2 separate regions of the Homo sapiens genome follow, and region 2 is linked to region 1. Evidence: chromatin contacts called from ENCODE Hi-C or POLR2A ChIA-PET data. All regions are on one chromosome and are shown on one strand. Each heading gives the region's core, a stretch centred on a gene start or an enhancer-like site at or near the end of the contact. The rest is flanking DNA. Distances are from core to core; before and after follow the strand shown. Region 1 has its middle 86 kb from the start of HS6ST1. Region 2 overlaps UGGT1 (UDP-glucose glycoprotein glucosyltransferase 1).

Region 1 (5,414 bases), core at 1,502-4,001:
CAAGCCAGGTTATTTCTTTGCTCAAGCTCCCCAGCGCCTCTCCATGTCTCTCAAAGAAAAAGTCAAAGTCTTAACCATGGCTCCAAGGCTACGTCAGGGGTCAGCAAACTAAAGCCCACAGCCACACGCATTCAATTGCCCTATCTATGGCTACTATCTGTCTACCACGGTTCACCTGCGGCTGCCCAGCACTGCCACGAAGACATCAAGTAGCCCCATGAAGAAGCCAGCAGTTAACACCACACTGCCAGCTGTGTGAGGCTCCACCTTGGAACGGGGGTCCCCAGCACAGGTAAGCCTTTGGATGGCATCTGACTCCAAGTGGAAACTCCAGCTGAACTTTTCCCCAGCGCCTGACCCACAGACTCCATGGCCATCATACATTTATTTTGAAAGAAAAATAATGGTTTTTTTCTCATGCCACTATGTCTTGCCACAGAACTGTGTGTAATCTCCCTCTGTCATAAACATATCTGTATACACATTGAAGTGTGTATATGTGCGCATATATATGTGTGTATGTGTGTAACACCTTATAGAAATAGATAAGCAAGAACTTTGCTTTAATTTACTTTAATTAGTCTTCATTTCTTTCTTTTCTTGGCTGTATACTCCCCTTTCCTCTCCCATCTCTGTCTTACCACCCAGATACCCTGTCAATAACCTAATTTGTATTCCATCTATTCTCCGTATTTTCCTTTATCCTTACATATAATAATCAAGCACACGTGTGCATATTGATGCGTATATACCTCTACACATATGCATACATAGAGGTATTCAGTTAATTCATTGCACAGTGGCATCTTGTTTCACACATTTTTCTGTATCATGATTTTCTCAGTCAATGATGCCTTGTAGAAATCCCTGTGAAATCTACTGCTCACAGCCTCACTGGATCCTTTTTGTGGCTGCACAATATTCCATGCTGTAAGGGACTGCAATTTACTCACCCAGCCCTGGGTGACAAACAGTCACTTTGTTACCAATTTGGGGCCCCATGGTAAAGTCCCTGTACACAGCCTCACTCACTTGTGCTTTATTTCTACGTCTGGTTGCCCAGAGTGGGGCTGCTGGCCCGAAGACAGAGGCATGTTAAATTTCAACAGATGCTGCCCTGCTGCTTTCCACATGGCCTGATGTCTGGCCCTGGGAAGACCTGAGCTTTTTCGTGCTGTGGACACAGGGCCTTCCAGCTGTGCCAGGCTATCACCGGCCTCATGGAGTCCCCACACAATCAACACAGCTCAGTGTGAAGCCTTCAGCAAATCCATGTCCTGTTGTTTCTCCAATTTTTCTCAGGCCCAAGTACACTTCACAGGCTGGTCAACACCACGTGGGTATAGACAAAATGCACACCTGAATTCCTCTTTTTTTTTTTTTTTTTTTTTTTTTAGAGACGGAGTCTCACTCTATTTGCCCAGGCTGGAGGGCAATGGCGCGATCTCAGCTCACTGCCACTTATGCCTCCTGGGTTCCAGCAATTCTCCCACCACAGCCTACCAAGTAGCTGGGATTACAGGCACCTGCCATCATGCCTGGCTAATTTTTGTATTTTTGTAGAGACAGGGTTTCACCATGTTGGCCAGGCTGGTCTTGAACTCCTGACCTCAGGTGATCTGCCCGCATTGGCCTCCCAAAGTGCTGAGATTACAGGGGTGAGTTCACATCCCGCCTGAATTCTTCTTTTGAGTTTTGCTTTCAGAAAAGAAATGCTGCCCATCAGGGTTCAGCAGGGCAAAGGTAGCTTAGACATCCACCCCTTCCAGTTCCTGCCTGACATCAGGCCCCTCTGGTGTCCCGCCTGACCAAAGGGAACTGCCAAAATGCACCTGTGGCCACCCTCCTGAGGAAGATGTTAATGTTTAAATTTGGGAACCTCCAGTTCCCAACTTCAGTTCATGGAGCCCTCCGTGTCTTCGAAAATTTGCAGGGCCTCCTAGGCGCAGGCAACACCTGGCAGGTGCATTTATTAAGTAGTTAGGTCCAAGCCACCCAACAAGCACGTATATGCTAATTACTCAGCTGGCGTTTGAGAAAGTGATACACGTAAGTAGAAAAGAGAATAGTTTTTCTTTAATTCTTAAATACCTGCAATTCCTTTGTAACAGGATGTTGGACACTGCACAGCTTCTCAAACCCACCCACCTGGTGCCTGTGCCACGGTGATTTCCACGTGGTACTGAGCCCACCTTTGCACAGGGAGGAAGGAGGACGAGGAAGGACTGGCTGCAGCGTCGCCGGCCTGGTGACTTCAGGGGAGCCAGCGGTCCCCACCGCGGCCAGCAGAGGGCTCCGCGCTGCCCTCCAAACAGAACCCCTCGCGCAGCCGCGCCACCCCGCCCGACCGGAGGAAACCTGTCCTCTCTCCTCGCCACCCAGTCCCCGGGCCCTGTCACCCGAACCCCGAGGCCGGCAGGAATTTAGAAAGGGGGCTGGAGGCCGGTAGCCGAGGCGGGTTCTGTGCCGAAGAAGGAGCCTGGCTGTGGGGTCGCCCCCGGCGGAGACGCGGGCGCCGAGATCCGAGCCCCAGGGACCCCATGGCACTCCCGAGACCGTCCCCGGAAAGGTCGCGCGGCCGTCGCCGCCGGGAGAGCGAAGGGCAGGGCGGGCAGGGAACCTGGCCCTGTGTGCGAGTGGGGACATCGTCTATTGGTCTTCTTTTTCTGCACCTTTCCCATCTTCTAAACGGGGCGGCCCTCCCGAGAACGGCCTCCTAAGGCAGTGGGGCTTCCAGCGTCCCGCTGTGCTCCCCGGGAGGGTTGGAGGCTGCAGAGGCTGACGCGGGGCAGGGCGGCCCCTCAGGGAACCCAATGCTGGCGAGGAAGCGGGCGCTCGGGCCGCGCCGCCGGGCTCGGCCTTCCTCGTCCCCAAGCTCGCCTGGAAGGGAAGAGCAGGGAGGTAGAGCGCAAGGTGACTCCGCCACAGCCGCCGCCGCGCTCCCGCCTCGGCCCGCGGTGGTCGCGCGGGTGACCGGGCGCAGCCCCTTGGGCCTCCTCTCCCCTGCACAACCAAGCCGGCCCCCCAGCCTCACGCGGGAGGAGAGAGGCGCACTTGTGGGGTGCAAGACTCCCCAGGCAGCAACATGAGAGTGCGCCCCAGAAACTTCCACCAGCACCAGGGAGAGTCCGGACGGCCGCAGCTAGGAGTTCTTAAACGAGGCGAAGAGACCAGAAGCCAAAGGAAAAGACTGATTTTTAGCCGGGCGCGGTGGCCCACGCCTGTAATCCCAGCACTTTGGGAGGCGCTGTGGCAGGAGGATCACTTGTGCCCAGGAGGTCGAGGCTGCAGTGAGCTGTGAGAGCGCCCAGGCTGGTCTCCAACTCCTGGGCTCGAGCACTCCTCCTGCCCCGGTCTCCCAAAGTGCTGAGATTACAACCGTGAGCCACCACACCTAGCCCCAAGTTCTGTTGTTTAAAAAGACACCACAGGGCTGGGTGCGGTGGCACACACCTGTAATCCCAGCACTTTGGGAGGCGGAGGCCGGTGGATCATGAGGTCAGGAGTTCGAGACCAGCCTGGCCAATATGGTGAAAGCCGGTCTCTACTAAAAATACAAGAATTAGCCGGGCATGGTGGTGCGCGCCTGTAGTCCCAGCTACTCGGGAGGCTAAGGCAGAATAGCTTGAACCCGGGAGGCGGAGGTTGCAGTGAGCCGAGATCGCGCCACTGCACTCCAGGCTGGGTGACAAAGTGAGACTCCATCTCAAAAAAAAAGATACCACAGGGCCGGGCGCCGTGGCGAACATCTGTAATCCCAGCACTTTGGGAGGCCGAGGCGGACGGATCACGAGGTCAGGAGGTTCAAGACCAGCCTGGCCAATATGGTGAAATCTGGTCTCTGCTAAAAATACAAGAATTAGCCGGGTTTGGTGGCGCGAGCCTGTAGTCCCAGCTACTCGGGAGGCTGAGGCAGAAGAATAGTTTGAACCTGGGAGGCGGAGGTGGCAGTGAGCCGAGATTGTGCCACTGCACTCCAGCCTGGCAACAGAACAAGACTCTGTTTCAAAAAAAAAAGACACCACAGGCCGATTGTGGTGGCTCACGCCTGTAATCTCAGCATTTTGGGAGGCCGAGGCGGGCAGATTACGAGGTCAGGAGATCGAGATCATCCTGGCCAACAGGGTGAAACCCCGTCTCTACTAAAAATACAAAAATTAGCTGGGTACGGTGGCTGGCGCCTGTAAACCCAGCTATTCGGGAGGCTGAGGCAGGAGAATCACTTGAACCCGGGAGGTGGAGGTTGCAGTGAGCCAAGATCGCGCCACTGCACTCCAGCCTGGGTGACAGAGAGAGGCTCATCTCAAAAAAAAAAAAAAGACAACACAAAGAGAATAAAAAAAAAGCAACAAACTGGAAAAAAGATATTATTGGCAATACATATACCTGAAAAGGAGTCATATCGAGACTATATATTTTTTATGTATTTGTTTTTCGTTTATTAACTAAGAGGAAAAAGGCAAAACTCAAAGAATTAAAACCCAGAACAGATCTTCCTAGAGAGCAACCAGGAGGCCCATTAAATGTGTGAAAAGATGTCCAACTTCATTTATTATCAACGAAATGTAAACTAAAACAAGGACATGCCATTCCACACCCACTAAATCAGCAAAATTTAAAATCTCTTGTCAACATAAAGTGTTGGGGAAGACTTAGAGAAAAAGGAACTTGCATACACAACTGGCGGGAATGTAAACTGTGCACTGACTTTGAAACACAGATTGGCAGGACCCAGTAAATGTGGGCAACCAGTAAAGCTGCTTTCCTAGGGCCCTGCAAGCCCACTCCTCTGAGTGTATACACCCGGGAGACCCTGGCACATGTGGGCCAGGACCCACATAGAAGAATGTGTGCAGGAGCCTTGTCTGTAAAGCAGAAACCTGAAAACAATCCAAGTGGCTATTCACTGGAGGGAGCAGGTAAGAAACTGGTAAGTAGACAGCAAGGAAAAGGAATGAATGCACAGGCATGCGTGACCCTCAAAACTGCCTGCTGCAGAGGACTCCAGTTATATACGATTCAAAAAACAGGTAACAGTAAATAATATTTAGGTTAAACCAATGTTTCTCAACCTTTTTAAAAATCACCTCCCCTGGGCCAAGCGCGGTGGCTCACGCCTGTAATCCCAGCACTTTGGGAGGCCGAGGCGGGTAGATCGCCAAGTCACGAGATCGAGATCATTCTGGCTAACATGGTGAAACCCCGTCTCTACTAAAAATACAAAAAATTACGCTGGGCATGGTGGCTCACTCCTGTAGTCCCAGCACTTTGGGAGGCTGAGGCGGGCAGATTACCTGAGGTCAGGAGTTCGAGACCAGCCTGACCAACATAGAGAAACCCCATCTCTACAAAAAATAAAAAATTAGCCAGGCATGGTGGCGCCTGCCTGTAATCCCAGCTACTCAGGAGTCTGA
Region 2 (5,414 bases), core at 1,639-4,138, 37 kb after region 1:
TCGGCCTCGCAAAGTGCTGGGATTACAGGTGTGAGGCACCGCGCCTGGCCCCAGGTTCATTTTTGAGGAATATTTTCCCTGCATGTAGGATGTTAGCTCCTTTCAGCATTCTATGACGTCACTCCCCTGTTCCTGATGGGAAGTCAGCTGTCATTTTCATTGTTGTTCCCCTCCACATCAGGTGTTTTTGTTTTCCTGGCTACTACTTTTTCATGATTTTATCTTTAATTTTCAGCATTTGACTATGATGCACCTAGGTGTGGCCTTCTTTATATTCATCCTGCTTTTAAGGGGAGGGAGTGGTGATTCCGGTGAGGCCAGATGCAGATCAAGAGAGAAACGGTAAATTTGACATGTCGCACTCAGTTCCCTGGGGAGAAACAGCACTCCACGCAGGGCCACTCAGTGGAAGCAACCACTGGTTATGGGGCACAGGGAGCAGGGGAATGTGGGCAAGACCCCTTATTGTGGTTTCCCAGGAAGGAACAGGTGAGGCAGGGGCAGCAGACTGAGACTGACTGGAATAATCTCAGCTGGCGCTGGGCCACAGGGGCTGTTGCAGGATGTCTGGTACTGCCCTGGGGTGTCAGAGTGCTGGCCTGGAGCTTGAGCTGAAGAAGGGAGGTAGTTGAGGGTGTAAACTTGATTGGCTGCTCTAGAGGACTGACTGGCCTCTAGCCAGGACCTCAAAGCTAGGGCCTCAAAACTGGGCCAAGACCGCATTTTCAAAAAACAAACAATTTTGGCCAATATTTCTCCGTATTTTTTTTTCTGCCACATTTTCTCTCCTCTCCTGGGATTCTAGTTACGCATTTGTTATACTGTCTCACAGTTTACTGAGTCTCTGCTCATTTATTCTTTTTCAATCTCTTCTTCCACTTTGTTTTTCAATTTAGATAATTTCTATTAACGTGTCTTCAAGTTCACTGACTTTTCTTCTGCAAATGGGGAAATGGGGAGATGCAGATCAAAAGAGTACAAACTCTCAGTTTAAAGATAAGTTCTGTGGGGCTGGGCGTGGTGGTTCATGCCTGTAATCCCAGCACTTTGGGAGGCCAAGGTGGGCAGATTGCCTAAGGTCAGGAGTTTGAGACCAGCCTGACCAACATGGTGAAACTCCATCTCTAATAAAAATACAAAAATTAGCCAGGTGCAGTGGCAGTTGCCTGTAATCCCAGCTACTCAGGAGGCTGAGGCAGGAGAATTGCTTGAACCCAGGAAGTGGAGGTTGCAGTGAGGCCAGATCGCAACATTGCACTTAAGCCTGCGCGATAGGCCAGGTGTGGGGGCTCACGCCTCTAACCCTAGCACTTTGGGAGGCCAAGGCGGGCGGATCATGAGGTCAGGAATTTGAGACCAGCCTGAACAACATGGTGAAACCCCGTCTCTACTAAAAATACAAAAATTAGCCGGGCATGGTGGCGCACGCCTATAATCCCTGCTACTCAGGAGGCTGAGGCAGGAGAATTGCTTGAATCTGGGAGGCGGCGGTTGCAGTGAGCTAAGATCACACCACTGCACTTCAGCCTGGGCGACAGACCGAGGCTCCGTCTCAAAAAAAGAAAAAAAGATAAGTTCTGGGGATCTAATGTGCAGCACAGGTGGGGATGGGTGTCCTAATTCAGTGGTGATAATCACACAATGCACATGTGTAGCAAATCATCACACGGGACACCTGGAATATACACAATCTTTGTCAATTAAATTAATAAATATATATATACACATATACCTACACACACACACAAACTCAGGACGTATCAAAAGGCAATAAAAAAGCATCCACTTATGTCTGAGAAAAACGTTTATAATTATTTTAACATTTTTATTGAATGATTTCAACACCTTGGTTTATGGGTTGTTTTGATTTTGTTTTTTTGAGACAGGGTCTCACTCTGTCACCCAGGCTGGAGTGCAATGGCACTATCACAGCTCACCACAGCCTCAACCTCCCAGGCTCAAATGATCTTCCCACCGCAGCCTTCTGAGTAGCTGGGACTACAGGCACATACCACCATGCCTGGCTAATTTTTTGTATTTTTTGTAGAGATGGGGTTTCACCATGTTGCCGAGGCTGGTCTCAAACTCCTGGGCTCCAACAATCCAACCGCCTCGGCTTCCCAAAGTCCTGGGGTTACAGGTGTGCACCACCGCACCCAGCCTGATTTTTTTTCTTGATCACGTCATATGTTCCCACTTCCTGTCGTGCCTACTGATGTGGTTATATACAGGACATTCTGAATAATATACTATAGACACTCTGGATTCAGTTTTTTCCCACAAAAACTTTTGTTTTAGCAGAGTTTGGTTACTAGCGATCACCCTGATTCTGCTAAGCCTTCATTTTAGGCTTTACGAGGGTAGGTCTATCTTAGTGTTGCCCTCAGTCCTAGACCCTAGATTTGAGTTCTGTGATGTGGTCCTAATCCTAAGGCCTACACCCTGGGTTTTCGATGCAAAGTCTGAAATAGTTACCAAATCCCTCTAATTTGATGGAAAATGAATTCTAAACTTCTTCTCCCCAGCACATCTTCTGAAATCTCTACTCAGCTTTTCCAGCCTTCCAAGTGTTGCTTTCCATTTGGAATTCTGCCCTGTTTATGTATAATACAGGAACCCGCCAAGAACTTGATGAGACTATACAAGGCAAAGTTGGGGGCTTCTATGGCTTCCTCCTTTCTGGGATGTGCCCCCACACAAGTGTGCAGCGGCCAAGAACGTCCTGAAGTGACTTGGCTCCTGGGCCTAGTAAGCCTGCCACCTTCTGTTTTATTCCCTGTGAGCCACATGAGGTTTCACTTCTTCTGATGGTTCGTGCTCTCCCTCTCTTGCCGGTATCTCAGCAGGCTCTAGTGCTTTTCAAATAGTGTGTGTAATGATCAGGCGTAGGCTGGTCTGACACATGCTGCTCTGCCCTTCCTGGATGCCAGACTGTAATCAGATGTTTAAGTGTTAAAATAAACTCCAACTTCCTTTTCTTTATCTGGATGATGGATATGCTAGTGCTTTCACTTTGTGAAAAACTATCAAGGTGTGTGTTTATGTACTTTTCAGTATGTGCTACAGACCTCAACACAAAGTTTATTACAAGAAAAAACCCATTTAGTGCCAGCACCCAGTTTAAACCCCTGAAGGGCCTTCTTGTGCCCCCAGGATCAAACCCATTCCCCCTCTCCTGGCCACGTGCAGGCTTCCATGCAGCTCCCTCAAAAACACTAGCTCAAGCTCCTCCCCTCTGCCCACCCCTCGCCCCTACTTAGTCCTCAGGCTTCAACCTAAGCACCACCTCCTTGTAGCAGCTTAGTCCTGGTCCTGCACCTTAGGGCCCTCTCTTGCGCCTTCACAGGCACCAGGTGCCCCTCCCCGCCCTCCCCATCATCACACAGAGACTACATCCTCAATGCATATCCACCCCGGAGTAGGAGCTCAGAGAACTGGCAAAATGCAAAGTCCATGCCACCCTCCTAAGGAACTCTGCCGGCCCAGGGGTCTCATGACACCTTCTTGCCTTGAGGTTCCCCCTCCCACCCCACCTGTTATGCCTGCCTGCCAAGTTCTGCCTGGGGCAGCTCCCAGAGGTTGAGGACCTGGAGGAGACCTGGGTGCTTTGGATCCTCAGAATCCAAAGAACTGGATGCAACCCGAAGCCAGCCCCAGCAGCAGACAAGACTCAGGTAAAGCCCTCGTTCCTCTGTCTGGGTTTGCAGCTTCTGCTAGATGAAGGGGTTGGACTTTGTGCTCTATCAATCTGCCCTTCCTAAACACAAAGGCCAAATGACTGCGCAGTTTTAAAGAAGAGAGGAAACGTTTACTGTGTTGAGCAGACCTTATTTTCATTACAGTACCAGGAAGTTCATTCTCAATTCCCTTCGAACGCAGAGATTCTGCAGACATTTAAAAGCCCAATGCTGTTCCCAAGCAAGAGGCAGCACCTGACAACAATGCTGCATTTAATGGAGCAGGATTACAGTAACATTGGATATTCATAAAGAAGATTTTTAAAGTACACAGTTTCCTTAAAAATTATAACATTTTCCCACCTTTATTTTATTATTACCACGAATAACTGGTTGGTTGGAAAACATGGTACTTGATAATCTTTTGTTGTCAACCTTAAGTTAATGTATTTTGCTTTCTGCTGTTGTTGTTAAGAGACGTTATGCCCATTTCTCTGGAAATCTCAATGGTGACAAGTAAGGCAAGGCATACAATACATTCCTGTCCCACTGCAACCTTCCACAGCTAGCCTCTGCACTGCTGGGTATCTGGGAAAGACTCAGGAGAGGACCTTTTGCTTGCAAATCCTCAAACTCCTGACCTCGGGTGATCCGCCTGCCTTGGCCTCCCAAGGTGCTAGGATTACAGGCGTGAGCCACCACGCCCGGCGCTTGCAAATACCGACCACAGAGTTTAACCTTCATGGGCTCCTTCTAGGAAGCAGGCAGCCACTTGCCACAGACTTTGCAGTTTGTTTTTATAAATTGTCACTGATCAATGACAGCCTGAGGGAATGGGACCCTCTACTCAATTCATTGACTTCCTGCTTCTACTGCCTCCCAGAAGTGTCATTTCATTTCTGTATATAGAGAAATGAAAGACCAAAGAATGAAATGAGAAATCTGTATCCTCTAGGCATTTCAGGTATATACCCTGAAATATCAATAACCACTGAAGTTCATGATGTCTCATTTGCTTGAATTCAATCAGTTAATTACCAAAATACTGATTAAGATCTTTCCCTCACTACCTCAAGGCAGAGAAAACATGAATTTAAAGAAGTTATCTTACCAAACTACACACATGACAAGCTTTATTTGATTAACTCCAATCATCCCACAAAAATGTGCCCATAAAATCAAGTACTTAAAAAACTAATTATTAAAATTACACAACAATGGGACAGGCGCGGTGGTTCACGCCTATAATCCCAGCACTTTGGGGGGCCGATGCGGGTGGATCACTTGAGGTCAGGAGTTCGAGACCACCCTGGCCAACATGGCAAAACCCCGTCTCTACTAAAAATACAAAAATTAGCTAGGCATAGTGGCAGGCACCTGTAATCCCAGCTACTCAGGAGGTTGAGTCAGGAGAATCTCTTGAACCCGGGAGGCAGAGGCTGCAGTGAGCTGAGATTGTGCCACTGCACTCCACTCCAGCCTGAGCAACAGAGCGAGATTCTGTCTCAAAAAAAAAAAAAGCAAAAATTAGCCGGGTGTGGTGGCGCACACCTGTAATCCCAGCTACTCGGAAGGCTGAGGCAGGAGAATCACCTGAACCCAGGAGGCAGAGGTTGCAGTGAGCCAAGGTCACACCATTGTACTCCACCCTGGGCAACAAGAGCAAATCTCTGTCTTGAGGGGGGAAAAAAACCACGCAACAATGGAATACATATATTTAAATAACTGCACATAATA

The links. Hi-C counts contacts between places; a loop is a spot of excess contacts on that map. ChIA-PET counts read pairs that join two places held with the same protein, here RNA polymerase II (POLR2A). Pooled maps may share reads with other maps.
Region 2: a loop to region 1 is called in a map of sigmoid colon, with 2.2 times the contacts of the local background. The contact joins two enhancer-like sites. A Hi-C loop is called at or near these places in 29 of 168 maps with a recorded cell type or tissue (CD4-positive, alpha-beta T cell, HepG2, IMR-90 and 16 more), 6 of 37 single-sample maps with no recorded cell type and 26 of 50 pooled maps. POLR2A ChIA-PET finds 5 or more read pairs at or near these places in 7 of 52 experiments (AG04449, BJ, GM10248 and 4 more).

The regions. Positions count from the first base shown.
Region 1 is chr2:128,230,573-128,235,986 of GRCh38, reverse strand. No RefSeq gene overlaps it. Among named protein-coding and RNA genes, the nearest start is that of HS6ST1, 86 kb to the left of the region's middle. RefSeq lists an enhancer at 2,111-2,200 and silencers at 2,241-2,430, 2,751-2,950. Within about 2 kb of position 2,751, at least 23 of the 41 ENCODE cell types and tissues checked have a DNase peak (open chromatin) inside an H3K27ac peak, as active enhancers do; they include sigmoid colon, where a contact is called at or near this core.
Region 2 is chr2:128,194,050-128,199,463 of GRCh38, reverse strand. It overlaps UGGT1 (UDP-glucose glycoprotein glucosyltransferase 1), which reads right to left. Exons shown (of 41, transcript NM_020120.4): 41 at 3,787-5,414. Among named protein-coding and RNA genes, the nearest start is that of UGGT1, 110 kb to the right of the region's middle. Within about 2 kb of position 2,888, at least 5 of the 41 ENCODE cell types and tissues checked have a DNase peak (open chromatin) inside an H3K27ac peak, as active enhancers do; they include sigmoid colon, where a contact is called at or near this core.